Linked DNA regions of Homo sapiens: region 2 is linked to region 1. Evidence: read pairs that join two places in POLR2A ChIA-PET (ENCODE). Cell type or tissue: OCI-LY7. All regions are shown on one strand. Region 1 overlaps ABR (ABR activator of RhoGEF and GTPase). Region 2 has its middle 35 kb from the start of ABR-AS1.

Region 1 (4,000 bases):
AACTTTTCTTCAGCTTGGCCTCTAGGAGCCAGGGGGTGGCACAAAAGAGAGAAGCAAGTCACAAGATGAGCAAGACGCATCCAGGTGGGACCCTGGCGAAGTGTCACACACAGCACTGAATCCAGACGCAGGGGCCCCAGATAAACTGCAAGACGCCCAGTGAACATGGATGTCGGAGCATCCAGGTGGGACCCTGGCAAAGTGTCACACACAGCACTGAATCCAGACGCAGGGACCCCAGATAAACTGCAAGACGCCCAGTGAACATGGATGTCGGAGCATCCAGGTGGGACCCTGGCAAAGTGTCACACACAGCACTGAATCCAGACGCAGGGACCCCAGATAAACTGCAAGACGCCCAGTGAACATGGATGTCGGAGCATCTAGGTGGGACCCTGGCAAAGTGTCACACACAGCACTGAATCCAGACGCAGGGGCCCCAGATAAACTGCAAGACGCCCAGTGAACATGGATGTCGGAGCATCTAGGTGGGACCCTGGCAAAGTGTCACACACAGCACTGAATCCAGACGCAGGGACCCCAGATAAACTGCAAGACGCCCAGTGAACATGGATGTCGGAGCATCTAGGTGGGACCCTGGCGAAGTGTCACACACAGCACTGAATCCAGACGCAGGGGCCCCAGATAAACTGCAAGACGCCCAGTGAACATGGATGTCGGAGCATCTAGGTGGGACCCTGGCAAAGTGTCACACACAGCACTGAATCCAGACGCAGGGACCCCAGATAAACTGCAAGACGCCCAGTGAACATGGATGTCGGAGCATCCAGGTGGGACCCTGGCAAAGTGTCACACACAGCACTGAATCCAGACGCAGGGGCCCCAGATAAACTGCAAGACGCCCAGTGAACATGGATGTCGGAGGATCTAGGTAGGACGGACCCTGGCAAAGTGTCACACACAGCACTGAATCCAGACGCAGGGACCCCAGATAAACTGCAAGACGCCCAGTGAACATGGATGTCGGAGCATCTAGGTGGGACCCTGGCAAAGTGTCACACACAGCACTGAATCCAGACGCAGGGACCCCAGATAAACTGCAAGACGCCCAGTGAACATGGATGTCGGAGCATCTAGGTGGGACCCTGGCAAAGTGTCACACACAGCACTGAATCCAGACTCAGGGACCCCAGATAAACTGCAAGACTCCCAGTGAACATGAACGTCAGGTGAGCAACAGACAAGCTTTCGGTCTACAGATAAAATGCAAGACGCCCAGTGAACATGAACGTCGGGTGAGCAACAGACTAGCTTTCAGTCTACTATGTCCTAAGTTTTGTATGGGATATACTTACTTTTCTTTTTTTGAGACAGGGTCTCACTCTGTTGCCCAGGCTGGAGTGCAGAGGCATGATCTCAGCTCACTGAAGCCTCGACTTCCCCAGCTCAAGCCATCCTCCCACCTCAGCCTCCGTAGGAGCTGGGACTACAGGTGTCTGCCACCACTCCCAGCTAATTTTTTGTATTTTTATTACAGACAAGTTCTCTCTATGTTGCCCAGGCTGGTCTCGAGCTCCTGGCCTCAAGTGATCCTCCTGGCCTCCCAATATGCCCAGCCATATGGGATATACTTATATTTAAAAATTATTCATTGTTCATCTAAAATTCTAATTTAACGGGGCATCCTTATTTTTATTTGCTGAAAAACTCAGCAGTGCTTTCAGTGTGGTTGGTAAGATTGTTCCCATTCTAAAGGTGAGAAAAACACAGCTCACTAGAGCATAAATAACTTGCTGGAGGTCATAGGCTAAGCAGGTGTTCAAAGACCAAGCTCCCGGCCTGCAGAGGTGCCTCCACCCAGCCGAGCAACAGGCCTGGGGCCACAGAACCGGGCCCTGGAGCGCCTTCCCACAATCCAAAAATGCCCCTCAGTCCCTGGAGGGGAGCCTGTGACCCGGAGGAGCCATTTTCTCCCGGGCAGAGGGAGCTCCTCACAAGCCAGTGCTGGGGGAAGACCTCCTGCGGGTGGATGGCCGGGAGGAGGTGCAAGAGAGGGCTGCAGTCAGCCAGGGTGGCACCCACAGCCCTTCCGGGAGCCACCCCTGCCTGGCGCTGGGACCTGGAGACAAAATGTCCAGGAGGAAACTCAGGAAGCTCCAGAGGAAACCCCTCAGGAAGTCCTGAAATAGTTCCACAGCCCAGAGTGAAAACTTTCTTTTTTTCTTTTTTCTGAGACGAAGTTGTGCTCTTGTTGCCCAGGCTGGAGTGCAATGGTGTGATCTCAGCTCACTGCAACCTCCGCCTCCCGGGTTCAAGTGATTCTCCTGCCTCAGCCTCCCGAGTAGCTGGGATTACAGGCATCCACCACCACGCCCAGCTAATTTTTGTATATTTTAGTAGAGACGGGGTTTCACCATGTTAGGCAAGCTGGTCTCGAACTCATGACCTCAGGTGATCCTCCTGCCTCAGCCTCCCAAAGTACTGGGATTACAGGCGTGGGCCACCATGTCCAGCCCCAAAACGAAAATTTTCAAGTGAGAGCAGCCTTGAGGGTGCCATGGTCTCTCTGAGTCCAGGGCGTAGACCCCCAGTGCCTGGCAGCTTGGCCCGGCTCACAGGGCCCCCTCCCCAGAGCCCACGCAGATGACCTCAGCTCCCACCCCCCGGAGTGTCCGCACCCACCCTCCCCAGCGCGGTCCCCACCTCCGCTCTCCCAGAGCCCACGCAGATGGCCTCAGCCCCCGCCCCCGGAGTGTCCGCACCCACCCTCCCCAGCGTGGTCCCACCTCTGCTCTCCCAGAGCCCAAGGTGGAGTTTCACTTCGGTCATTCTCAGCTCTATTTTTACTCAAAGGTGGTAGGAACACCACACGTTCAAAGCAGGACAGGCAAGTCGTCTGACTCCACGCGGCTGCAAGGCTGAGCTTTTCTGTGAGCAGGGACGGGGGCAGGCTGCGGCCCCATGCAGGGCTTCTCTCCAGGGCCAAGAGTCTAGGTCCAGTGCCCAGTCCCCGGTCCTGATACTCAAGCAGGTGACATTCAGCGTCCTCTTCACCTGGCTGAGAAAGACCAACAGCATCCCCAAGCAGAGGAACAGCACGTGCAAAAGGCACCACACTATGAATGGGCGAGTGTTGTATCCTGGGAAACCGGGAGAGGCTCAGTGTGGCCGGAGGCCCGGGGGTGTGGCAGTGGGGCCAGGAGGGGAGGCTGCGGCTGGAGATGGGTTGGACCCAGTCTCTGAGAAGGCTCCCACGTTGTGCTAAGGAGTTTAGAGTTTATCCTGCAGGAAGGAGGGAGCTACGAAGGCTTGGAGGGCAGATGCTGCAGGCGCCTGGTCCTTCCCATCCAGTGTGGGCAGCGCGGGCCTCACCTGGGACTTGCTAGAAATGCAGAATCCAGGCCGGGCGCAGGGGCTCACGCCTGTAATCCCAGCACTTTGGGAGGCCGAGGCGGGCGGATCACCTGAGGTCAGGAGTTTGAGACCAGCCTGGCCAACATGGTGTAACCCTGTCTCTACTAAAAATACAGAAACATTAGCTGGGCATGGTGGCACGCGCCTGTAGTCCCAGCTACTTGGGAGGCTGAGGCAGGAGAATCGCTTGAACTGGGAGGCAGAGGCTGCAGTGAGAGCTGAGATCGCGCCACTGCACTCCAGCCTGGGTGACAGAGCCAGACTCTGTCTCAAAAACAACAAACAAGCAAACAAAGGAAATGCAGAATCTGAGCTCCGGACCTGCCAAATCAAAATGTGCATGTCCATCATGGCACGGGGGCTGGGGGACCCCGTGATACCCCAGTGATTTATCTTCTCGGGGTGAGGCAAAGCCTTGAGCTCTGGCTGGGCGGAGAGAGAGGCCACCAGTTGGATGTCTCCAGTATCCCCTTCTGATGGCCCTTCTGCCCTCCTAACACCCAGCTCCACCTCCTGCTTGGATCCTCCCTGCTCCAGGACTCTCCGGGGCATCCCCAGTGCTGGATCCAGACACCCAGAGCCCTAGAGCACTTCGTCTCTTCATAGCCACCCCCAACTCCAACCA
Region 2 (4,000 bases), 51 kb after region 1:
TGACGTCAGGAGTTCGAGACCAGCTTGACCAACATGGAGAAACCCCATCTCTACTAAAAATACAAAATTAGCCAGGCGTAGTGGCACATGCCTGTAATCCCAGCTACTCGGGAGGCTGAGGCAGGAGAATCGCTTGAACCTGGGAGGCGGATGTTGCAGCGAGCCAAGATCGTGCCACTGCACTCCAGCCTAGGCAACAAGAGCGAAACTCCACCTCAAAGAAAAAAATATATATATTTGATTGTACATAGTTTTTCCCTGTAATGTGGCAGCTATCTCGGTGTATATAAGCTCAATGGCCAAGTTCTATTTCTCTCCAAATAAAATACTCAGACCAAAAAAGTATTGCTCTTGACCAGGTGGGGTGGCTCACGCCTATAGTCCCAGCACTTTAGGAGGTGGAGGCAGGCAGATTGCTTGAGTCCAGGTGTTTAAGACCACCCTGGGCAACATGGCAAAACCCCATTTCTACAAAACATACAGAAATTAGGTAGGCGTGATGGTGTGTGCCTGTAGTCCCAACTACTCAGGAGGCTGAGGCAGGAGAATCACTTGAACCCAGGAGGCAGAGATTGCAGTGAGCCTAGATCTCCCCACTACACTCTAGCCTGGGTGACAGAGCAAGACTCTGTCTCAAAAAAAAAAAAAAGAAAAGAAAGAGCTCTCCCTCTCCCTCTCTCTCCACGGTCTCCCTCTGATGCCGAGCCGAAGCTGGACTGTACTGCTGCCATCTCGGCTCACTGCAAGCTCCCTGCCTGATTCTCCTGCCTCAGCCTGCCGAGTGCCTGCGATTGCAGGCGCGCGCTGCCATGCCTGACTGGTTTTCGTATTTTTTTGGTGGAGACGGGGTTTCGCTGTGTTGGCCGGGCTGGTCTCCAGCTCCTAGCCGCGAGTGATCTGCCAGCCTCGGCCTCCCGAGGTGCCGGGATTGCGGACGGAGTCTCGTTCACTGAGTGCTCAATGGTGCCCAGGCTGGAGTGCAGTGGCGTGATCTCGGCTCACTATAACCTCCACCTCCTAGCCGCCTGCCTTGGCCTCCCAAAGTGCCCAGAGTGCAGCCTCTGCCCGGCCGCCACCCCGTCTGGGAGGTGTACCCAGCAGCTCATTGAGAACGGGCCATGATGACGATGGCGGTTTTGTCGAATAGAAAAGGGGGAAATGTGGGGAAAAGAAGGAGAAATCGGATTGTTGCTGTGTCTGTGTAGAAAGAGGTGGACATAGGAGACTCCATTTTGTTCTGTACTGGGAGAAAATCTTCTGCCTTGGGATCCTGTTGATCTGTGACCTTACCCCCAACCCCCGTGCTCTCTGAAACATGTGCTGTGTCCACTCAGGGTAAATGGATTAAGGGCGGTGCAAGATGTGCTTTGTTAAACAGATGCTTGAAGGCAGCGTGCTCGTTAAGAGTCATCACCAATCCCTAATCTCAAGTACCCAGGGACACAAACACTGCGGAAGGCCGCAGGGTCCTCTGCCTAGGAAAACCAGAGACCTTTGTTCACTTGTTTATCTGCTGACCTTCCCTCCACTATTGTCCTATGACCCTGCCAAATCCCCCTCTCCGAGAAACACCCAAGAATGATCAATAAATACTAAAAAAAAAAAGAAAGAAACTGAACACCTAAATAGAACTTACTATGTGCCAGGCTCAGCCCTTATATCAACTTGCTCAGTTCTCACAAATCTGCGAGGTAGGGAAGCTGTTATAACCCCCTGCTCCAGAGGAGGAGAGCGGGGCCCACAGGGGCTGTGTCATTTGCCTAGAGTCACGCAGGAGTGAGTAGCAGAGGCAGCCGCAAACCCAGCTCCGAGTCTTCCTCTGTTCCCTGCACTAGACTCACTCCTCTCACGTCAGAAGTGGAGAAAGGGGCCAGAGGAAAGCTGACGCCATTGGCAAAATCACGTCCAGCCTGAAGGGGCCCGTCGGCTCTAACTAATGCCTCCCATTCACATTGCCCATCTTCCCATCTTTCAAGAAAATCCAGAAATCCAGATTGCTAGGTAAAACCTGGTTTTAAATGGATCCAATTTTGTTTTAACCCTCTGTAGCCCAAACAAAGCACATCAGCAGACTGCACTTAGCCTGGGGCCGGCCACGTGCCACCCTGCTGTTGCAGCTGTCTCTAAGGACTGCGCTGTCCTCTGCCTGTCTAAAGACCCTGGGGAACTCTGGGTCTGGTGGCCAAAGGGGAGTCACCTCAGTGAACAACAGCTCCTTCAGCCCATTGATATGAATAATTAATTTCTGCGTGCTCACTGCCAGCCCACAAAGGTTACCAACAAGCTCGGCATTCAGGAAGCCACTCTGTGCCCTCTGAGACAATGAGGACAGGCGTGGGGGGATCCTAGGGGTGTTCAGGGAGCCCCATAATGAAGCCCAGCATGGTGAGCTGTGCTCAGAGAGCCAGCGGATGCCAGCCCAGCCTGCTGCCTAGGTGGGGCCACAGAGCATCATGGAGGCTCATTAGAGATGGGACATGCGGCGGCTTTCCCTGCTGTCAGCAGGAGTGGGCTCTGGATTCCTCAAGATGCTTTAAAATAAAACGGAAAGGCGCAATTATGCAGCCAAACAGAAGGCGAGGCAGCTGCCTACAAAACGAGGCTTTCTCCGTAATAGGACCCCAACCCCAGAGCACAGTGCGGCCGCCTCACCGTCCCCCCCAAGGCTGCAGCCGTGACGCGTCTGTAATTGGATGCTTCGCTGTTCCAGCTCTTGGATTATTCAAATTACAGGATTTTCAGTTTCAATTAAGGTTATGACCAGGCAACAAGATGAGCAAGATACCATGTTTCACCTTTATAGTCTATTTCAGCAAGAAGCATGGCCAAACTAGTAACAGTGGGGATAATCATAAAATTAACCAACACGTACTGAGTGGTTACCATGTGTCAGGTCTGGTTCAAGGTATGTTATATACATATTGACTTATTTAACCTTCACGCCAACTTACTTGACTATTGATATTATATTATCATCGTCCCCTAGCCTACAAATATAAACACTGAGGTGCAAAAAGGTTGAGGAATTTGCTCAAGGTCACATAGCAGTTAAGTGGCAGAGCCGTGAATCGAACCCAGGCAATGTGGTCCTAGACAGCGTGCTCTTATTTATTTTGTTTTGTTTTTTTGAGACGGAGTCTTGCTCTGTGGCCCAGGCTGGAGTGCAGTGGTGCAATCTCAGTTCACTGCAACCTCCACCTCCCAGGTTCAAGCGATTCTCCTGCCTCAGCCTCCTGAGTAGCTGGGATTACAGGCACGTGCCACCATGCTCAGCTAATTTTTGTATTTTTAGCAGAGACGGGGTTTCACCATGTTGGCCAGGCTGGTCTTGAACTCCTGACCTCAGGTGATCCGCCCGCCTCGGCCTCCCAAAGTGCTGGCATTACAGGAACGTGCTACCACGCCCGACTAATTTTTGTATTTTTAGTGGAGACGGGGTTTCACCATGTTGGCCAGGCTGGCCTCGAACTCCTGACTTCAAGTAATCCGCTACCTCGGACAGCATGCTCTTGATCATCACACCAGTAGCTGTTTTCATTTATACGGAGCTCACCACATGCCGGACCCCATGCTACATTATTTCATTTAACCTTTGCAACACCAAGTGAGGTACAATGATCCCCATTGTATAGAAAAGAAAATAAGCTTATAGACAGGTGAATTAACTTGGTTAAGGACACAAAATAACAAGTGGCTACAGCCTGGATCCAAACCCAGTTTCTCTGATTCAAAGCCAGGCTCTTAACCTTACTTGGTACGTAGTCCCAGCTCATTTAACTTACTGGCGTCCATAAAATTTAGGTCTGTCGGGAAAATTATCTAGTCCAGTCACCTTATTTTAAAGTGAAAAGCTATAGTCTGGAGAGGTTAACAGTTAGTGGTGAGCTGGAGTAGAGAATAACTTTGGCCCCAGAAAGAGCTGTGTTCCAATCCTGGCTCTGTCCTTTGTGAGCTGTGTGACTACAGACCAGTGACTCAATGTCTCTAGACTTGTTAATAT

Evidence for each region. ChIA-PET counts read pairs that join two places held together with the same protein. Peaks named below come from ENCODE experiments on the same cell type or tissue, not always from the same donor. Only the 100,000 strongest peaks of a DNase experiment are listed, where the experiment ranks them.
Region 2: POLR2A ChIA-PET joins it to region 1 with 7 read pairs; 5 of 35 experiments call an interaction of 5 or more read pairs at or near these places.

Annotation. Positions count from the first base shown.
Region 1 is chr17:1,163,357-1,167,356 of GRCh38, forward strand. All of the region lies in intron 1 of ABR (ABR activator of RhoGEF and GTPase), which reads right to left. Among named protein-coding and RNA genes, the nearest start is that of ABR, 15 kb to the right of the region's middle. In OCI-LY7, CTCF peaks have their summits at 1,997 and 2,197; a DNase peak (open chromatin) is centred at 1,895; H3K27ac peaks cover 857 bases.
Region 2 is chr17:1,214,585-1,218,584 of GRCh38, forward strand. It overlaps a transcript of ABR not described here. Among named protein-coding and RNA genes, the nearest start is that of ABR-AS1, 35 kb to the left of the region's middle. RefSeq lists an enhancer at 1,763-2,760. In OCI-LY7, no CTCF peak of the experiment used is centred here; DNase peaks (open chromatin) are centred at 1,767 and 2,227; H3K4me3 peaks cover 1,807 bases; H3K27ac peaks cover 3,427 bases.